Regions from separate parts of the Homo sapiens genome. Here region 2 is linked to region 1. A link is an interaction called in ENCODE POLR2A ChIA-PET data of the cell type or tissue named here. Cell type or tissue: K562. All regions are shown on one strand. Links, peaks and the distances in the headings refer to the core of each region. The heading gives the core; the rest is flanking DNA.

Region 1 (11,309 bases), core at 2,096-7,095:
AACTTCGGAAGAAAAATCCAGACCAAAGGCAGTATGAATCCTAGCCAAGACATATAAAGGATACTACTGTATGAATTAAGAAACCAAAGATGCAAGTAATATCCAGAATAATGCAACATACACACACATCTATCTTTATCCTCATCTTAAGAGTTTTCACATACGTTATCTTAAATCTAGGTGTAGGCCGGGTGCGGTGGCTCGTGCCTGTAATCCCAGCACTTTGGGAGGCTGAGGTGGGCAGGTTACCCGAGGTCAGGAGTTCCAAAACAGCCTGGCCAATATGGAGAAGCCCCACCCCTAAAAATACAAAATTAGCCAAGCGTGGTAGTGGGTGCAGTAGTGGGCACCTATAATCCCGGCTACTTAAGATGCTGAGGCAGAAAAATTGCTCAAACCCAGGAGATGGAGGCTGCAGAGAGCCGAGATCCCGCCAGTGTACTCCAGCCTGGGGGACGGAGCAAGACTCTCTCAGAGGAAAAAAAAAAAAAAAAAAAAAATCTAGGTGTATTATAGTTACATAACAAACACAAGCAAAATAATAATACTAGCTATCAATTACTAAGTGCTTTCTATGCTGGGCACATATTATTTCATTATTCCACGACAACTCTATGAGGCAGTATCTCCATAGGTAATAATAATAACAATACTAATTTTAACATTAATAAAGCAACTAATATATCCATTGAACATTTACTATGTACCAGGCATTGCAAGGTAAGCAATTTCCATTTATTTTCTTATCTAATCTTACAGGCGACCCTGTAAGATAGGTGCTATTGTAGTAAGTGTACAGGTCAGGTCACTGAAGCCAAGAGACGTTACGCAGTTGCCCAAGATTAAACAGCAAATAAGTGGAGAAATCAGGAATCCTACTCAAGGTCAGCTGACTCCAAAGTCAGAGCTCTCAATCACACTCCCATATGGCAGAATGATTAAGTTACTGAACCAAAATCACACAATTAATTACAAACAGAATGATGAGAATCCATATCCCTTTCCCTATTTTGGTTCTATGTTTATTTCAAACACCCAAGCAAGACAAAATGATCAAAAGAATTTTTTTAAGTTTGAAAGTCATGATGAAAGAGAAAAACCTATCAAAGTTAGAGGCCAATGTATATAATACTCTTGAAATGACAAAATTACAGAAATGGAGACACATTCGTGATTGCCAGGTGTTAGAGATGGTGGGGAGAGGGAGGGAGGCGGAGGGTGCGACCACAAAGGGAGAGCTTTGTAGTGATGGATAGCTCTGTCTCTTCATTGTTGTGGTGGTTACACAAAGCTATCCATGTGATAAAATGGCACAGAACTACACGCACACAATCTACTAATGCCAGTTTCCTGGTTTTGGTATCGTATTACAGTTACAAAAGATGAGACCACTCTGTGGTATCTTTGCAACTTCCTGTGAATCCAAAAAATTTAAAGTTTTAAAAAAGTCAAATGAAGGGGGGGATATACTACAGGCAGATGGGAAATCAGAAAGAACACCAGACATGAGAAAAGCTGATTAAAGGACAAACAGATCAACCTCAAATTACACTGTACACAGCTGAACCAGTAACTGAAGAAAGAGGGCCACAGCTTATTAGCAATGAGATTCAAGAAATTAACTCCAAGTGACATATTTATTTTTTCCTTATGTTTACTAAGGATTTCTGCTGTGGATTCATCATCTTGGAGACATCTTTATACTGTGAATCATATTACAAAAACCGAATTAAGAAGTGTCACTATCATCCCCAGCAAAAGAAGGAATTTCTCTGTGTAGCTAATGTAAATAATATGTTTTTCAAAACAACTTAAGTTCAGCCTACATTATTCTACAAATCTTTGTTTTAGAATATGAAAAAAATAGTTCCAGAAGCCAAATTACAACAATAATGGTAAGTTGTTGTTTTTATTCCTGAAGTATTAAAAAAACAGAAAGTCATTGTATATGAAATCTGATACAAAAAAACCCCAGTGTAACAAAGCAGTATCCATAGCAACTACAACTTAATATTTCAGTCCTCTTCAACTGCAGTGGATTAAATAAAATGACAAGATGTTCCCTTTGAAAAGTAACCTGTTACCATGGAAACGTTTTATTCTAAGAAGTAAACAGGGAATGGACAGAAAGGAGCAGGGAGCCTGTAAATGAATATCAAAAAGGGAGAAGCATCTTTGCAGAGGAGATGGAGGTGGCGATGGCAGGCAAAGGGAGGGTCTGTGAGAAGAGCATGCCTGCTAGATGCAGGATCCCAGCCCAACCCAGAGGCTTGGCCCAGAACATGATGCGGCCACTTCTTCACCCTGAAGAAAGGGGAAGGGGCAGGAAGGCAATGTTCTGTGAACATTCACCAAAGACGCCCAAAGATCTCTATGTGATCACGGTGACTGCTTAAGATAGGCACTTGATTCTACAAGGGAAGATGAGGGAGGAGGATAGAGATATGGGAAGAACACATGAACAGAAGGCACCACCATGAAGCAACTAAGGGCAAGAGCTGACCCCCTCATTCAGCCCCTCCCCAAGCCTTGGGTCCTAACAGTCGTGTAGCCTGTGGCCCATTCCCAAGGTGCTGGGACAGAAAAGGCTCAAGTCAGACCCTTGTTCTGTGGCTGGCGTCATGTATGAATGAGATCACTGAGAAATCTCTCTCCCTGTCCTTCAGATGGTAAATATCACACAGCAGACATTCTTATCTTTTCCACAGGGTATTAAGTTGAGCAGGAAGACTGACATGGCATCAACAGAATGAAGATCTTAGAAACGCTACTTAGTACACATTTAGAAAATGACCACAGAAGAAGTCTGTGGGTCCAGAACAAAATACACTACATTTTAAGAAAACCAAAAGGCAATTTATCAGAATCACTTTTTTAGATGGATTGTGAGGTAGGAGTGAAAGCGAGGATTAAGAAGGAAGACTAGTGCAATATGCTGGGTTTCTCAATTTTCCCCAGCATGAACACATACTTCAAAGCTGCCCTGAACAAGTCTGAAATTTCTTTTTAAAATCTAACATAGTATCTTAAAAAGCCATGCGAATGTTGTATTCTATCCCATCATATATTCCCATTCATTTTTAGAGAAAAATTTCCATAAATCTGAATAAAATCATTGTGCTGGCCGACTCTGGGCACACTTTCTGTGGGTTAGCCCTGCTCCTTAAGAAACAGCAATAAATAAATAAACAAATAAACAAACAAACATTAAAAGAAACATCATTGTACTTCCTATTAGGATCTCCCATGACACTGTCACACCCACACCTGAGTCTAGATGTTCAAAAGCAGGGAAAGAGCATGGTCTTCAGAATTAAATGAACCTGAATTAAAATTTTAGTATCAGGCCAGGCATGGTGGCTGGCTCATGTGTGTAATCCCAGCACTTTGGGTGGCCAAGGTGGGTGGGTCCCTTGTGCCCAGGAGTTCAGGACCAGCCTAGGCAACATAGCAAGACCTAGTCTCTGCAAACAAACAAACAAACAAAAAACCCAACCAACCAACCAAACAACAAAAACAACAAAAATTAAAAATTAGCCAGGCATGGTAAAATGCACCTGCAGTCCCAGCTAGTTGGGAGGCTGACACAAGAGGATCACTTGAGCCCAGGAGTTTTGAGGTTGCAGTGAGCTATGATCACACCACTGCACTCCAGCCTGGGCAACAGAGCAAGACCCTGTCGCTAATAAAATTTTAAAAATAAGTTTCAGTACCCAGGTTTTGTTTGCTCTGTGATTTTGAGGACACAATTAAATCTAATTCCTTAGTTTCCTCATCTATGATATGAAGTTGATAATGTTATTATGCAAGGTTGCTATAAAAATAAAAGATGATTTATGGAAAGAACTAGACATAGTACCTATTGCTTAGGGGTCATTAATATTATTAAACTCTATATACTGGCAATAAGTGAGAATGGAAGCTAATCCTGCTATTATGAGTTCCCGAAGTACCACTTACCTCTCCTTCCACCCATATCACAGTCAGGATTTTATATTTATTTTTTGTAGTTATTTCTTTGAATGGCTGTCTTGCCCTCTAGACTGGAAGTACATGCGGGTAAGAACTAAAACTGGTTTTGGTCACCATAATGCAGAACTCACTGGCTCTTACTAGATACATTTTTAATAAATAAATGACTCCAATATTCTAACTCAACTACTGCTTAGCCACAGACAGCAAGCAAGGGCTCTGCTGCAAAGCTTAGCTAGTGAAGTCCCCGTGACAGAAAGCCAGCCCTCCAAGCAAAATTAACTTAAACGTAGGTTTGATTAAACTGCCTAACAGGAACAAAATTCATTATTCAATCAAAAATAAAACTAAAAACAAATACAAATGAAAAAACAAAGAGATTTAGTCAACTTAAAGTTACCACTTCCATATTCACACACAAATAAATACAAAGGCCAACACAAGAACTTGTCCAAAATCCAAAATCATAAAATTCTAAATTTTCTCTGTGGAAAGTTCCTGAGAGGCCATTGATCCAATCTTCTAGCTTAATAGAAGAAATCAAGGCCTGAGGAAAGAAAAGTGCTCTTTTAAGGGGTCACACTGAGTTAATTACTGAAGAAGACTCCAGGCCACACCGGCAGCTCTCCCACAGGGTCCTCCTAAATATAATTCAGGGTCCAGAACTAGAAATTTGGCATTGCCTGAAGAATAATAAGAATTTCCATGCTGGTAAGATGCAGTAAATATGGCCTCCACACACAATAATGTATGAGTAATGTCAGGAAAAAAACTGGTCAAAAAAATTTAACAGGTGAGAAAGATCCAGTTTCAAAGTGCTATAGTGACTTTGCTCCGTTGTCTAAATTTCTTATCTGCCTTCTCTCTCTTCTCCATTATGTGGTAACCTACCGTGTATCTGGCAACGTCATAAAACAACATTCCACCACAGGCTCCTAGGGAACTTTACTGTAATGGCCTGTGGCAAAGTTTAGGGGCTGCGGCCTAACAAAGCTGCCTGCACACACATGGAGATTCAGCCAAAAAACTTTTTAAAAAAAAAAAAAAAAAAAAAACCACTATGACCGAAACCCACTTACAAAGCAGCAGTCACTGTAGATTAAGCTGCTCTCCTGACCCAAGATGGTGCTAGCTTTCTGCATATTGAAATCAAACTGTATAACAAAGCTGAATGAAGCACCCCCAGAAAAAAAAAGGGACTTTGGACCAAGCAAGCATGTCTACAACACGTCTAAAGGTTTCTTTGTCCCCTCAGGGAAATGTTATAAAAAAACATGACAATTGCCTTATTCCTCCTCGCTGCAGTGGTATGAATATAGAAGGAAGAGAACACAAACAGGCAATAACTAACACACACACATGCACCTAGTGTGTGTAAGTGAGAAAGTGGCAGGAAATGTTTAATGCTGAACACACCCAATATTATAAATTATGGAAGTAGAGCTTCTTTTTTTCAAAAAAAAAAAAAAAAAGAACTCCAAGATGTATAAAGAAAAACATAAACACTCAAAGAGAGTAAGAAGAAAGTGGATCAGTAAATAGTTATTAAACATACTGGTGGTTAATAATTAGTGTAATTCCTAAAACAATCCCTAGCATTGTCTTAGTTGAACAGGCTATTAAAAATAAAAAGATGTTGGCCAGGCACAGTGGCTCATGCCTATAATCCTACTATTTTGGGAGGCCAAGACAGGAAGATAGTTTGAGGCCAGGAGTTCGAGACCAACCCAGGCAACAAAGTGAGACCTGCATGCCTATTTTTTTTAATTAAAAATTTAAAAATATATGTTGTTGTTGAGATAATCATATCTACATGAGCTTGAGACTGTACATTTGACCTGCGAATTAATAACAATAATGTACTAAGCAACTATGTGCCAAGCACTTCCAAGTTGTTTTCATCTAATCTTTACAAAAACTGTAAGAAATATTTATTTCCAGATTACCCATGAGAAAAATGAAGCTCAGAGGAGGGAAGGAACCTGTCGAATGTCACCGCTTGCCCAATTGTCACTTATTAGGTGGAATCTGAACCACACTACCTGGCTCCAAATCTAGCCTTTCCTCTTACCACAGATGATGCATTCATTTATTCAACATATTCATACCAAAGACCCATTTGCCAGGTACTCTACTAGAAATGGAGACCGTAAGAATAGACTTGGCCCCTGCCCCAAAAGCTTGATGTCCAATAGGGAAAAAAATCAAATAATCACAAATAAATGTGTAGCTCAAAGAAGTTTGATAGAAATAATCTCTAATTTTCCCAGTTGAATTAAGTGTTTTACCTTAGACTCAAAGTATCATAGAGTATACAATATGAGATCAGTTATCTTTCAGAATTGTTTTAAAAGTACATTCAAGCATGAGTCTCATTAGACCAAAAAGAAAAATAAATCAGACTCATGCTTTATCACCCACAGTTGCAGGAATACAGGCATGCCCCTATCAGAAACTGCTCAGAAGAGATGATAACTAATTATCTGTGCTTATTTAGGAGAAGATTTGTGAATGTACACACCATCTAAAATATTCCTTTAGCTATTATTTTCTACCTTCTCTCTCATCCTGTCAGACATTTATGTTACAGTCTTAGAATACACGGTTTTCTGGTGGAAGACAACTCGGTTGAGTAACAAACAAAAAGTACCTGGCAAATGCGTCTTTGGTATGAATATGTTGAATAAATGAATACACAAAGTAAAATGGAAAAGAAAACAAATTCAGAAGGAAAAGAATCAGGAAAAAAGAACAACTAGAGAATCACAGACATCTGGTCTTAGATATATTAGAGTCTTCTAATTCATAAATTAACACAGTAGCCACGAGTCAAGGAAGAAGTGAAAAGAAGATTAAGAATGAAGTGTCAGCCGGGCAGGGCGGCTCACACCTATAATCCCAGCACTTTGGGAGGCTGAGGCAGGCAGATCACCCAAGGTCAGGAGTTTGAGACCAGCCTGGCCAATATGGTGAAACCCCGTCTCTACTAAAAAATACAAAAATTAGCCAGGCATGGTGGCAGATGCTTGCAATCCTAGCTACTCAGGAGGCTGAGGCAGGCAAATCGCTTGAACCCAGGAGGCGGAGGTTGCAGTGAGCTGAGATCACACCATCATACTCCAGCCTGGGCAACAAGAGCGAGACTCCGTCTCAAAAAAAAAAAAAGAATGAAGTGTCAGGCCAGGCACGCTGGCCTGTAATCCTGGCACTTTGGGAGGCCAAGGCAGCATGGATTGCTTGAGGCCAGAAGTTTAAGACCAACCTGGGCAACAAGGTGAAATCCCTTCTCTACAGAAAATACAAAAAATTAGCCAGGTGTGGTGGCGCCCACCTGTAGTCCCAGCTATGTGGGAGGCTGAGGCAGGAGAATCACCTTAGCCTAGGGAGGTCCCCAGGGAGGTCAAGGCTGCAGTGAGCTGAGATCACACCACTGCACTCCATCCAGCCTGGGTGACAGCGTGAGAACCTATCTCAAAAAGAAAAAGAAAAAAAAGTGACATGTCAATTAAACACAATCAAGTTCATTCTAGCTTTCAACCAAAGACAGACTGCAAAACTTATGTTGACAGAGGAACGCTTTAAATGTGAGGCTCCCTCAGATTCGAATTCGAGATTCTATTACAATGATAAGAACAACTAATAAGATATTAACTTTGTGAACTTCTCTATTTTTTGAAACATCTACTTGCTACATTCCCAACATTTCCTGATATTCTCAAGTGCAACAGAAGCAGAACCATAAGCCAAAATGAAACAAACTAGCATCTTTTCCATGTTCAAGCTACACAGACCAAAGACTTCATCAACCACCAGAGTAACTTCCCATGTGCTGTTCCCTCACCTCCTCCACCAGACAAGCACAGAAGCCCTGAAGCAAGCCTTTAGCATTCCAAAAAATATTTTTCCCAGACAGGATAATATAGAAGAAATACATACCACACTCATTAGAGTTACTTTATTGGATTTGAAACATAGACAAATTCGACTCTTAACAACAGAATATCCACAGATCACAGTCAGCAACCACAAGTCTTCACCATCAAATAGATGGCGGCATCCAAGCTCCATAAATACAGATTTGTACTAGGCCCACACAGGCCAGCCACACCAGTGGCAGGAACCTGATCCAGAGCTGATTCGGCTGTGAGCACAGCTTCCTGTTCACATTTTTATTTGTTAACTGTAAAGAAAGTTTCAGAAGAGGTAAAGATCTAGAACAGAAAGGCAATATTCTCCTGACTCAAACAATGAGTTTGTTCCTTGAGCATGAAATGTGAGTCCTGCCCAGATCCCACAAGTGCATGACAGAAAGTGGTGCAGTGTCCAGTTCCTCTCGTCTATTGAAGGGATACTTTTATTAAAAGAAGCAGGAAGGAAGAGCAATGGTGCTTTTAAACAGAGTAAAATAAGGCGAGTTCCAGAAGCAACATTATATGGTATGGGGTACCTCCCCAAAACTCCCCAGTGCAATGCCCAAATAAATATGGTCACAATGGGAAGAAAGCCCTCACATGGGTAAAAAAATTGATCACAAAAATAATAAACGCACACCCTAAATTATCCTTCTACAATTCATCTCCTTAGTTGCAATCCCAAAATTGAATCTGTAAGAATACAGATTATACTTCAGTAATATTTTCAGTGACTAGAATTCACCAACATTAGCCTTCCTAAAAACTTTCCACTAAAATCAAGGGCCTCCCTGGAAAGAGTTGACCATGCAACACTCCAAATTCACACTACACCACTAAGAGCTTACACAAGGAATTTCTCCTTGTATCAATGCATAGTAAATTTCTTCTCCTTCCTATGAGGGTTTTTCAGTTGCACATTCTTCTATATTGTATGCTTTCTTCCATCCTCACAAATGCACAAAATTTAGGTGGCATTCAAATTTTTTCTAACCTTTATCAGAAGAAAAAGGAGTGGAAACAAAAAGGAGCAAACAGTATAATTCAAAAACTTCATTTAATATCTACTTGGGTAAGAATTCAATTTGTCCTAAATCTTATTCTGACTGGCTCCCTAAATAAACCACAGTGAAAGCCATCTGTCTGAACCTGCTCTGCAACAGGACACCCCAAAAGCACAACTTCCCCTGGGTAGAAGAAACTAGTGTCTGGCTATCAAGCAGTGGGTACGAAATGAGGCCTTGTCAATGACTGCCTTCTCAGCACCAACTACTCTTTTTACTCCATTTAAGAGAATAGAATTCCAAGTCACATGACAACATACACATATGCAAAAAATGCTATCCGATTCTAAAACAGATACAAAAATAAACAAAATACCTAAACTTCAATTTCTAACACAAAAGTCAATGCATACTTTTTTTAATTGCCAAAGAATTTTCCATAAGCTCTAAAAGGAAGATGAGTCTGCTTCCTTTTGAAGGCAAGAGACTAAGTAAAAACTGATGTGACATAACCTTTCATTTTTAAAAAAATCAATTTTAAGGTGTTATTGTTGCAATCATAATTCACAACTGTTCCCTGAATATGTCAGACTTCAGAAAAAGATCACAAAAATTATAATTTGCTCTGGCAAACAGGCTCTCAATCAAAACAAGGTTCCACCCACCTTCAAAGCAACCAATAGAAGCCCACCTACCATCCTTCCTAAAACATCCAAACAGAGCTGCTCTGCGGCCCAGGCATTCCATACTAGCCACAAGGCAAGGGGGCGGCCTGCAGGCTTGCTCTGCAGGTCTTGAAGGCAAACAAGCTTGGCAACACACACCCAGCACGACTGAGGTTAAGATTATACTACGAGCCGAAGAGGTAAGGGGAAGAGGACAGGGACAGAGGGACCCGCAAAGCTTCACATTCTATATCTGCTGAATGCCTCTCCGGTAGTCCCCATTCTTAGTTCTGATTTTACGCTTCACAATACCACCTACATGGCCAGCTAGGGCTGAATTAAAGGCTCTCAGGAACATGCACTATGAATGATGAAATGATTCATAAACACCTTCAGAAGTGAGAAAGAGCAGCAAAACCCATCACTGTTTCGGTGAGGCCAGGGGAAGATAGCCTACCTGCAGGGGCTGAATGGATCATCCATGACTAACACGGGCTCTGGTGAGTCTAGCTGGATTCCTGAACCTTTACTTTCTGCTAAAACTCTGCCCTTTTCTACACTAACAACTCAAAATGGAGGCACATGCAGTCTCAGAGACCTCATAGAGCTTTCACTGAGCTTGTGCTATGACCTAAGCCTTCACGCAGAACGCAGAAACTTCCCCTCACTCTGACAGGACTGAGCATGTGCTGTGACCCTCCCTCATCCACACACTGTCTCTCCACGACGCAATCAATCTCAACCCTGCTGTTTCCGTAAATAAAGCCCAGCCAACAGACTCTGCAGCTTCTCCCTGCACACCAAGCTAGTGTGCAGGGAAGTGGGGCCTTAGAAAGGGGATCCAAGACAGCCAACAGCAGGGAACTGAGCAAGCCCAGCCATGGAGAGGCTTCAGTTAAATGCCCTGCTCTGTCAGGAACTCAGCAAGCCAAGCCACGGAGGAGCGTCAGTTAAATGCTCTCTGCTCTGTCAGCACAACAGCAAGTTTTGTCTTTTTTTTTTTTTTTTTAAGGTAAATGGTGATTTTAAAAAGCAAGATCACCAAGAAATAGAATCAAAAGACAGATATGAATGACTACACACAAGATCAACTAATAGAAATACTGCAACACATTTAAAAACATAGTAGTAGCTACTTAAGAGAAGCAACTTCACAAATTTCTTTTTGAAACTCTAAACATTTTGAAAAAGACCAAACAATCCGGGTAAAGTTATGGAGTGCTTGGCCTTGTCACACAGGTACAGACACAGTGTAGATGGTATTGTGAGCAGGGTAGCTAAAGAAAACTGTATTTTCTGCAAACAGCTTAATCTTCCTTAGATAAGAAACTAAAAATAATAAATAAAACATTCCCCAAATAATAAATTAAAACATTTCCTAAAGTAATACTAGCCCAATCAAGTCTAGCTTGAAGAATCTAATTCTAACAATTAGAAAGACAGGAAGGTTCAAGATTCAACATCGTGCCACAAACACATGAACATCCAAAAATCTCATTTGAGGTCCTGATTCAAAATACTAAGGCAGATCCATATAAGAAATCCTAGCTTTGGATGTGCAGGCTTAGTTTCCACTTACAAACTAAGAGGTGATTCTATAGATTATTAATCAGTTACAAAAAGAAAAAGAAATGGAAGACCATGAACCTCGCCAAAATTATAAAGGACAAGATAGGGCAGGAAAGGGCAGTGCCAATTCTGTTTCCCAGAAATGTAATGGAATGTCAGGAAATTAAAGCCTGTTGAAAAGAACACAC
Region 2 (11,309 bases), core at 4,026-9,025, 440 kb after region 1:
GCCTGTAGGCCTGACCCCTCTGTGTTCACCTACTCTGCTCTCAGCCCCACCTTGTCTCTCCAGTGCAGATCAGCCTGCCCTCCACCATGCGCATGACAGTGGCTGACGGCACTGTATACATAGCCCAGCAGATGCACTTTCACTGGGGAGGTGCGTCCTCGGAGATCAGCGGCTCTGAGCACACCGTGGACGGGATCAGACATGTGATCGAGGTACCTGAGGACCCCCACTGTGTCCTCTTTCCTTTGAACCCCATAGTCACTTTTCTTTTTATTTATTTATTTTGAGACAGAGTCTCGCTCTGTTGCCCCGGCTGGAGTGCAGTGGCACAATCTCAGCTCACTGCAACCTCCGCCTTCTGGGTTCAAGCAATTCTCCTGCCTTAGTCTCCCGAGTAAATGGGATTACAGGCACCCGCCACCATGCCCTACTAAGTTTTGTATTTTTAGTAGAGACGGGATTTCACCATTTTGGCCAGGCTGGTCTCGAACTCTTGACTTCAGGTGATCCACCCGCCTTGGCCTCCCAAAGTGCTGGGATTATAGGCGTGAGCCACAGTGCCCAGCCGTCACTTTTCTTATTAAAATAGCCAAGGCCAGGTGCACTGGCTCACGCCTGTAATTCCATCACTTTGGGAGGCCAAGGCAGGGGAATTGCTTGAGCCCAGGAGTTGTAGATCAGCCTGGGCAATGTAGCGAGATCTTGTGTCTACAAAAAAAAAAAAAAAAAAAAAAATTAGCCAGGAGTGGTGGTACACGCCTATAGTTCCAGCTTCTGAGGAGGCTGAGGTGGGAGGATCGCTTGAGGCCAGCAGGCTGAGGCTGCAGTAAGTCCTGATCATGCCGCTGCACTCCAGTCTGAGCAACAAAACAAACAAACAAAAACAGCCAAAAGACTGTGCGATGGTAGCAGTTAAGTCATGCTGAAGTTGAGTTTATTTTTTATTCACTCAGCAACTATTGACAGATCACCACTTTGTGACAGGGGTTCAGGCAAGGTCCTGCCCTCACAGGACTCAGGTTGGCAGGACTTCACAGCCCACAGGGTGTGGCAAGCCCTCCTTTGTTTCAGCTGGATTTCTATGTGTTAGATTTTCTTTTTTTTTGTTTCTTGAGACAGAGTTTTGCTCTTTTGCCCAGGCTGGAGTGAAGTGGCATGATCTTGGCTCACTGCAACCTCCGTTCCCTGGGTTCAAATGATTCTCCTGCCTCACCCACCCGAGAAGCTGGGATTACAGGCACCTGCCACCATGGCCGGCTAATTTTTGTACTTTTAGTAGAGACGGGGTTTCGCCATGTTGGTCAGGCTGGTCTCAAACTCCTGACCTCAAGTGATCCACCCGCCTCGGCCTCCCAAAGTGCTGGGATTACAGGCATGAGCCACTGTGCCTGGACTGTGTTAGATTTTCTGAGTTACCTCTTTTGCCAGAATCCATCCATAGGATGACTACATGTTAACAATGGTTGCCTGGGACAAGGGGCGCAAGCTCACTCTCCCTGCAAAGCCCCCAGACACTCCAGGAGAACCCACTGTCCTCATGTGATCCCTTCAGACTCTGCCAGCTTGTCTGCCTGGAGGGAGGTGTGGTCGGGAAATGGCCTCGAACTGCCATCTTCCAGAATCCCACTCTTGCTCTTTCCATTCTTGGGGAAGTTTCTGCTCTTGATAGATAGGAATTGCAGCCCAGATGGAGAGAGATGGAGGTCCAAGTTGCTTGTGTGGAACAGTCTGAGGCCTCAGACGGAGCACCTTTCTTTCTCTTCCTCCTTCCCTGGAAATCTTAAGCATTTGAATTTCTATGAACTGCCCTTGACCCACTCTACCTTGCTCTTACAGATTCACATTGTTCACTACAATTCTAAATACAAGAGCTATGATATAGCCCAAGATGCGCCGGATGGTTTGGCTGTACTGGCAGCCTTCGTTGAGGTAAGCAGAAACTACCCATGTGTGTCTGTATTTGAAGTTATAGGTTGATGTCCAAACAAGGTGTGAAGTCTAGTTGAACAGTCTTCTTTATTATCACTCTTCATCTTTTCCTGAGCTCACAGTTCTTGGAAACATTGACTCGATGGAAGATCACTGTGCTCCTTCCGTGCTGTCAATCTCCGGACCTTGGTTAACGTGGACAAGCTGACTTAAAAGAGCTGGAATCCCAGAGGGGTTGCGTAGACACAAATTGTTCGAAGGGCAAGGGGAAACCTGCAACTCAGTCAGACAAAGGCAACACCTCTGCATTTCCTTTTTTTTTTTTTTTTGAGACGAAGTTTCACTCTTGTCACCCAGGTTGGAGTGCAGTGGCACAATCTCGGCTCACTGCAATCTCCACCTCCCAGGTTCAAATGATTCTCCTGCCTCAGCCTCCCAAGTAGCTGGGATTACAGGCACCTGCCACCACGTCTGGCTAATTTTTGTATTTTTAGTAGAGACGGGTTTCACTATGTTGACCAGGCTGGTTGTGAACTCCTGACCTCAGGTGATCCCCCTACCTCAGCCTCCCAAAGTGCTGGGATTACAGGCATGAGCCACCAGGCCCAGTCAACACCTCTGCATTTCTAAGAAAGTCTAGATGGTGGGGCCGGGCGTGGTGGCTCACATCTGTAATCCTAGCACTTTGGGAGGCCAAGGTGGATGGATCACTTGGGGTCAGGAGTTCAAGACCAGGCTGACCAACATGGCAAGACCCCATCTCTACTACAAATACAAAAATTAGCTGGGCATGGTGGCAGGCGCCTGTAATTCCAGCTACTTGGGAGGCTGAGGCAGGAGAATCACTTGAACCCGGGAGGTGGAGGTTGCAGTGAGCCGAGATCGTGCTACTGCACTCCAGCGTGGGCAATAAAGCTAGATTCTATCTCAAAAAAAAAAAAAAAAAAAGCTGGGCGCGATGGCTCATGCCTGTAATCCCAGCACTTTGGGAGGCTGAGGCAGATGGATCACCTGAGGTCAGGAATTCAAGACCAGCCTGACCAACATGGGGAAACCCCATCTCTACTAAAAATACAAAAGTAGCCAGGCGTGGTGACGCACGCCTGTAATCCCAGCTACTTAGGAGGCTGAGGCAGGAGAACTACTCGAACCCAAGAGGCAGAGGCTGCAGTGAGCCAAGATAATGCCACTACACTCCAGCCTGGATGACAGAGCGAGACTCCGTCTCAAAAAAAAAAAAAAAGTCGGGCATGCAAAGAAATAGGAAAATGTAATCCATATTTAGGAGGAAAAAATAACTCAAAACAATCTATAGAAACTGACCTGAGTGGACCCAGAGTGATTAAGCAGACAGGACTTTAAAACAACTATCAATGCTGTGGCTGGGAGAAAAATTAAAAAAAAAAAACAACTATCATAAATGTTTGAAGAATGAAAGGAAACTATGTTCAAAGAATTGAAGGAAAATATGATGACAATGACTCAAAAAAGGAATCTCAATGGAGAAATAGAAACTTTAAAGATGCACCAAATGGAAAGTCTAGAGTTGAAAAGTACAATAAACAAAATGGAAAAAGAATCACTAGATGGGCCCAAAGCAGATCTGAGGCAGCAGAAGAAAAAAAGAATCAGTGCATTTGAAGATAGAGCAATGAAATTATCCAATCTGAAAAACAGAGAAAAAAGACAGAAGAAAAATGAACAGCCTTGCAGACTCATGGGGACAAAATCAAGTATAGCAACACACACACACACACACACACACACACACACACACACACACACACATATATATAATGGGAGTCCCAGAAGGAAAGGAGAGAGAGAAAGTGGAAGAAAAACATGAAACAAAACAAAACAATGGCCCAAAAGCCTCAAATCTGAGGAAAAACATAAATTTATCAATCCAAGAAACTAAAAATACCCCAAGTCTGATAAATAAACCCCAAGTCTAGATACATCAAAAATCAAACTGTTGAAAGCAGCAAGAGAAAAGGGATTTATTATATGTAGGGGAATGACAGTACAATTAATGGCTGACTTTTCAAGTCATCAGAACACAGTGGAATGACTGTCAATCAAGAATTCTATATCCAATAAACCACCCTTCAAAAATGAAGGTGAAACAACACATTCCCAGATATACGAAAACCAGTATAATTGCTAGCCGGTCTATCTTACAAGTCATATATAAGGATGCTTTTCTGGCTGAAAGAAAATAATACCAGACGGTTAACTCCGATCCACAGAAAGAAGTGAAGAGTACTGGAAATGGAGAATAGAAAAGACTACATACATATATTTTTTGTGTTTTCTTCTTTTAATTTCTTTTTAAAAACCATCAAGATTATTTAAAGCAATGACTATACCACTGACTTATAATATATGTAGATATAATGCATATGACAAAAATAGAAGGATGAGGATGAAATAGAGCTCTTTTGAAGCAAAGTTGCTATATTTTACTGAAATTAAGTTAATATTAACCTGACATAGATTGTGATTGAGTTGTATATGGTAATCATTTGAGCAACCACTAAGAAAATAACTAAAAATGATTAAATGGTAAATGAGAAGTATTTGCTTAACACAAAAGAAGGCAGTAAAGGTGGACCAATGCAACAAAAAAGGCACGAGACATCTAGAAAACAAATAGCAAATGCAGTCATAAAGCCAAGAAAGCCAAATTTATGCACAGTGAAAGAGATCAACACCACTTGACTGAAAAGAGCCATTGAAAATAGACCTTTTTCACCCAAAGCAACTTTTCTGACTGTTAAAGTCAATACTCATTCAGAAAGAGTGACCTGGTGTTGGGGGAATTGTAGTCGTTCTGCCTTGGACATCTGGCTCTCTGTCGGAAGTCCTGAGGATGAAGAAGGGAACTTGTGAGATCAAGCCCTCCTCATCACAAAGAATCTGACTGTGGCTGACACTGCCCAAAACAAGTGCACAGACCAGGTGCGGTGGCTCACGCCTGTAATCCCAGCACTTTGGGAGGCCGAGGTGGGCCGATCACCTGAGGTCAGGAGTTGGAGACCCACCTGGCCAACATGGTGAAACCCCATCTCTACTAAAAATACAAAAAAATTAGCCAGGTGTGGTGGTGGGCACCTGTAATCCCAGCTACTCGGGAGGCTGAGGCAGGAGAATTGCTTGAACCCTGGAGGCAGAGGTTGCAGTGAGCCGAGATTATGCCACTGCACTCCAGCCTGGGGAAGAGAGCAAGACTCTTAAAAAAAAAAAAAAACTCACAAACAAACAAACAAAAACAAGCGCACAGGGGACTTTTTTAGAGTAAGAGTTGGCCATTTCTGAGGGCATCACCAATGACTGACAAGCTTCTTTCCCTGGAAGCTGCCAAAATACTTCAGATAATGCCTTTCTGGAAGGACTCATGAACCTGCGTGGTTGGTAGCAAAGAACAGCCAGACTGTCTCTGCCAAAACACAAGACGGCACAGGCTGCCTCTCCTTACTCTCTAGGCTCGGCCCAATCCGCTAGAAAGCTGAGTGGCTGGATTAGTAGCGATGGTGCTGGGGCCTCTTCTTCACTTACGCTCAGTGCTCTGTGTTTCTCTGCAGGTGAAGAATTACCCTGAAAACACTTATTACAGCAACTTCATTTCTCATCTGGCCAACATCAAGTACCCAGGTAAGGGAAGCCAACTGTGGCTGCAGGAGGGAAGGGGAATGAGTGTGAGTGTGAGTGTGAGGTGGGCCCAGGGGGCAGGGGATTGATGCTGGTGGGGAGGGTGGCCCGTGGGCCCTGCCAAGGGAGTCCATCCCTCCCTGTGCCAGGTTACTTGTTCCAGTGATTTCTGCTGTTGGCTTAGGCAGCAAACCTCTCTGAGAAGCCTGTGCATAAATTCGATGTGTCATTTCCCATGATTGGAACTTCTGACTGGAGTTGCACTAAGTAGGCATATCCTTGCTTCGATGACTGTCACCTCAGCTGGCAGTGACAGTCCTGGCAGCTAGAGAGATGTCCACCTGGCTCCAAGCTGAGATGAATGTCAAGAGGGAAGCCCTCGTCATACCACTTGGACATCCAGACACTCGGGGTGTTCTTCCGTCCCCTCTCCTCCAGAGGGCGGCGTTCTTGTAAGAGCCATTTCCCACCCAGGGTCAACCCTTGACTTTTGAGCTATAACCACAATAGCTCTGCATCCTCGACTTCACACGTCCCATTCCGGCCACACCTCCCAGCCTCCCAGTCCTCTGACTTCAGCACCCAGCCCCTCCTGCAATTCACCTGACCGGAGTCCTCCAAACCTGGGGCTTCCACATTCTTGCTCCTAGTGACGCCTGTGTCCTTTCATCTCTCTCCCAGCTTAGATTCCACCCCGATACTCTCAAGTCTCCCTCAACACTCCCATGCAAACACCCTCTAGCCCTCACCCCTCCACCCCTCCACAAACTCACCTGGCAAATCTCCAGACCAACTCTGGAGTTTTTTTAGTTATTTTCTTAGTGGTTGGCTGGCAGCCAAACAGCTGAATGCAACTGGACAGAAATCCATAGACATCTAACTGGTATTATTATCGTTATTATTTTTGAGACATGGTCTTGGTCTGTTGCATAGGCTGGGGTGCAATGGCGCGATCATGGCTCAGTGCAGCCTCGACCTCTGGGACTCAGTTGATCCTCCCACCTCAGCCTCCTGAGTAGCTGGGACTACAGGTGCACCACCATGCTTGGCTGGTTTTTTTGTATTTTCAGTAGAGACAGGGTCTCACCATGTTCTCAGGCTGGTCTTGAACTCCTGGGCTCAAGTGATCTGCCTGCCTCAACTTCCCAAAATTTTGGGATTATAGGCATGAGCCACCACACCTGGCCAACTGGTATTATTTTTTATTCATAGCTACAAATATGAACAGTGCCCAGAAATCCTAAAGTATCACGCTGGGCATTTTCTTTCTGACCTCCCAAATTCCTGTCACATGCTTTCTCCTCTCTCCTGAAGCCCCTGTGCCTGGGCTCCAGCAATTCCCCTGGAGCTGACGCTCCCACTCCCACTCCATTGAGAAGACAGAAGCCACAGGCCAGAAACACTCCGCTCCTTAACCCACGTGCATCTGGACCAAATTCCACATCCCCTCTTCAGCTGCAACGGATGACAAATCCCTGCTCTTGTCAACACCACCCCTCCCACGTGGGGCCCAACCCCACTCCTCTCCCATGCTCAGGGCCTCCTTTCCTGCTATTCTCTCCCTGGTCTTCTGCATCGTTGATTTCTCTCTCTCTCTCTCTTTTTTCTTTTTGGAGATGGAGTCTTGCTCTGTCACCAGGCTGGAGTGCAGTGGCATGATCTCAGCTCACTACAACCTCCGCCTCCCGGGTTGAAGTGATTCCCCTGCCTCAGCCCCCTGAGTAGTTGGAATTACAGGCACACACCACCATGCCTGGCCAATTTTTTGTATTTTAGTAGAGACAGGGTTTCACCATGTTGGCCAGGATGGTCTCGATCTCCTGACCTTGTGATCTACCCGCCTCGGCCTCCCAAAGTGCTGGGATTACACGCATGAGCCACCGTGCCCGGTCTGCATCGTTGATGTCTTACTCTTTATTAAAGCCTCCTGCTCAGCACACACATCTGCCCTAATTCCTCCCACCTCCAAACACAAGCAAACAAACGTTATCTCCTGACCTTACCATTCCCCAGCTTCCCCCAGTTCTCTGGCTCCCCTTGAAAAGGTCATAGAATAGTCCTGTTCTCCATTCTCACCCACCCCACCCTGAGCTGGCCCCAATGCTCCACGGAGCCGGAGTGACGGTCAGATCTATGGGCCACTCTTCTTCTCGTCTTAGTTTACCTTCAAAGGGTGGTCTGGCGCGCCCCAGCTCTGCCCTCTCACTCTCTTTCTGGCTCCTGCCCTAAATGTTGGGTGGAGTCAGGCTCTGTCTCATCTCAGTGACTCCACGCAGTCCCACAGCCTGAATTAAAACTTACCACTTAAGGCTGGGTGCGGTGGCTCACACCTGTAATCCCCTCACTTTGGGAGGCGGAGGCGGGCTGATCACCTGAGGTCAGGAGTTTGAGACCAGTGTGGCCAACATGGTTGAACCCCGTCTCTACTAAAAATACAAAAATTAGCCAGGCATGGTGGTGCACGCCTGTAATCCCAGTTACTCGGAAGGCTGAGGCAGGAGAATCGCTTAAACCCGGGAGGTGGAGGTTGTAGTGAGCTGAGATTGTGTCGCTGCACTCCAGCCTGGACGACAGAGCGCAACAACATCTCAAACAACGACAACAACAACAAACTTACCCCTTAAACCATTTTAAATGTACAGTTCAGTAGCATTAAGAACATTCACAGTATGATGCAACCATCACCCCGCTCCATTGCCGGAACTTTTTTTCGTCTTCCTAAACTGAAACTCTGTACCCATTCAACAGTTACTCCCCATCTCCCCTTCCAGCTTCTGGTAACCACAGTTTCTGTCTCTAAGAATTTGACTATTCTAGGTACCTCATATAAGTAGAATCAAACAGTATTTGTCTTTTTTTTTGGTCTGGATTATTTCACTTAGCATAATGTCTTTTAGGTTTGCCCACATTGTAGCATGTTATCAGAATTTCATTCCTTTTAAAGGCTGAAGTGGCTGGGCGAGGTGACTCACGCCTGTAATTCCAGTACTTTGGGAGGCCAAGGCTGGCAGAGCACTTGAGGTCAGGAGTTTGAGATCAGCCTGGCCAACATGGTGAAACCCCGTCCCTACTAAAAATACAAAATTAGCCAGGTGTTATGGAGGGTGCCTGTATTCCCAGCTACTCAGGAGGCTGAGGCGGGAGAATCGCTTGAACCCGGGAGGCAGAGGTTGCAGTGAGCTGAGATTGTGCCACTGCACTCCAGTCTGGGTGACAGAGTGAGACTCTGCTTCAAAAAAAAAAAAAAGGCTGAAGTATATTCCATTGTGTGGATATATGATATTTTGTGTATCCATTTATCTACTGGTGAACATTTTGGTGGCTTCTACCTTTTGGCTATTGTGAGGTAACGCTGCTATGAATATAGGTGTACAAGTATCTCTTTGAGTCCCTGCTTTCATTTCTTTTGGGTAGATAGGAGTAGAATTGCTGGGTCACATAGTAATCTATGTTTTTTTAATTTTAATTTTTTTTTGTTTTTTGAGACAGAGTCTCGCTGGGGCGGGAGTGCAGTGCCTTGATCTCGGCTCACTGCAACCTCCGCCTCCCAAGTTCAAGCGCTTCTCCTGCCTCAGCCTCCCGAGTAGCTGGGATTACAGGCACGTGCCACCATGCCCAGCTAATTTTTGTATTTTTAGTAGAGACGGGGTTTCATCATGTTGGCCAGGCTGGTCTCAAACTCCTGACCTCAGGTGATCCACCCGCCTCGGCCTCCCAAAGTGCTGGGATTACAGGTGTGAGCCACCATACCTGGCCGTATGTTTATTTTTTGAGGAACTATTATACCATTTTCCGTGGTGGCTGCATCATGATTCTGGAATTCTTGACTTTCACTTAAATATATTAGAGTTACAAAAATAAATCTCTACCACAGAGCCCTTTTGGAGGTTATATCTTGAAATCTTCCAATAATAATCAAACTTAGAACTCTTTTGCCTACTCATGGGCTTATGCACTCTGAGACATTGTGGCCTTGGTTGAACAGGCCTATCTACGTATGTATCAAAACTATGTTCTCTGCCTTTAAGAAGCGCAGAAGTGCTCAGGGAAAGTGAAGCAAAATCCAACTCAATCCTGTGTTGCCTTGAGAGTCTTGTGCTGAGCTCAGGGGCTCAGTGTTGTTGACATGAATGAAACAAGGACCTCTCTAGAGCAGGAGCAGGTGTGGCTGCTGCAGGAGTTTTGCAGGCCTGGTGGAAGTGGCCCCACCCTACGCCCCACCTGTGGCTGGGCTTGGTTTCCAGCGGTTGTGGCAGGAAGAGCTCAGGACCAAATGCCTGTACCTGGACCCTGGCTTGGTTCTGATTCTGCATTTATTATTTAAAAAAATAATAAAAAAAACAACTTATTGTAGAGACGGGGCCTCCCTGTGTTGCCCAGGCTGGTCTTGAACTCTTGGCCCCAAGCAATCCTCCCGCCTTGGCCTCCCAGAGTGTTGAGATTACAAGCGTGAGCCACTGCGCCTGGCCTGATTCTGCATTTACAACTGTTGTCTACCCACTTCTCAATGAGCCCAAACCAAGGCATTTTGGTCTTTCTTCAAGGGCACTTACCCAGAAGTCTCCAGGGGCCATATTTATTTCTTTCATTGATCATAAAATGTGTCCTCTGCCTAGCCATGATAATGGTGACCGCAGCAGTTACACTTAGGAGTACTTCCCTATGTAGTGGTTCAATGCCAGCTGCTTTCCAGACGTTATTCCTTCTTACCCTCACAACAATCCTGCTGATTATTCCCTTTCTACAGATGAGAAAATGGCCGCAGGGTGAGCACCCGGCCAAGAGCACTCAGCCAGGAGCAGGTGTCTGAGTGCGTCTATCCCCAAAGTCTCTCCTCTCAATCCCTTCCAGGAAGAAGTAAACTGGGAAATTGTTTCTTAATCATCAGCTTCTATGTTCTGCTGAACTCAAGAGATTGGAACCTGGCGAGGCCTGGGCCTGAGCTGTCCTCCCGAGGGGCAGCGCTGGTCCCTGACATTCTGTTACCTTCTGTCTTCTTGGTCAGGACAAAGAACAACCCTGACTGGCCTTGACGTTCAGGACATGCTGCCCAGGAACCTCCAGCACTACTACACCTACCATGGCTCACTCACCACGCCTCCCTGCACTGAGAACGTCCACTGGTTTGTGCTGGCAGATTTTGTCAAGCTCTCCAGGACACAGGTAATGTATGGTATCACTTTGCCGAAGTCTTCCCATTCGATTGCCTGGTTAACAAGGGTTCTCCCCAGCATCTCAACGAACGTCAACAACTAAGGGGTCCTACAGTATTTTCTGTGTGCAGGGCTACTGTGCCTCGTCTAGCCAACCTTTTTTTTTTTTTTTTTTTTGTGAGACAGAGTCTCGCTCTGTCACCTGGGCTGGAGTGCAGTGGCACGATCTCAGCTCACTGCAACCTCCGCCTCCCAGGTTCAAGCAATTCTCCTGCCTCAGCCTCCCGAGTAGCTGGGACTCCAGGAGTGTGCCACCACGCCCGGCTAGTTTTTATTTTTAGTAGGGACAGGGTTTTATTATGTTGCCCAGGCAGGTCTCAAACTCCCAGGTTCAAGCAGTCTGCCTGTCTCAGCCTCCCAAAGTGCTGGGATTACAGGTGTGAGCCACTGCACCCGGCCATCTCCTTTTCTTAAACTTTTCATTTCCTTAGAAAAAGGTGGAAAAGACCCCTGCTCAAGGACACTCACACTCCAAAATGTTGCCAGTCAGGCTAGAAGTGCCCCCAGACACCTGAC

The links. Peaks named below come from ENCODE experiments on the same cell type or tissue, not always from the same donor. Only the 100,000 strongest peaks of a DNase experiment are listed, where the experiment ranks them.
Region 2: POLR2A ChIA-PET joins it to region 1 with 6 read pairs; 2 of 35 experiments call an interaction of 5 or more read pairs at or near these places.

What each region holds. Positions count from the first base shown.
Region 1 is chr1:8,515,750-8,527,058 of GRCh38, forward strand. All of the region lies in intron 7 of RERE (arginine-glutamic acid dipeptide repeats), which reads right to left. Among named protein-coding and RNA genes, the nearest start is that of SNORD128, 26 kb to the left of the region's middle. RefSeq lists a silencer at 9,501-9,795 and an enhancer at 9,612-9,661. In K562, for the core only: no CTCF peak of the experiment used is centred there; DNase peaks (open chromatin) are centred at 2,642 and 4,942.
Region 2 is chr1:8,957,074-8,968,382 of GRCh38, forward strand. It overlaps CA6 (carbonic anhydrase 6), which reads left to right. Exons shown (of 8, transcript NM_001215.4): 3 at 64-212; 4 at 1,837-1,929; 5 at 5,514-5,583; 6 at 10,586-10,743. Among named protein-coding and RNA genes, the nearest start is that of CA6, 17 kb to the left of the region's middle. RefSeq lists an enhancer at 5,917-6,211. In K562, for the core only: a CTCF peak has its summit at 6,012 (motif pointing right); a DNase peak (open chromatin) is centred at 6,018; H3K27me3 peaks cover 3,093 bases.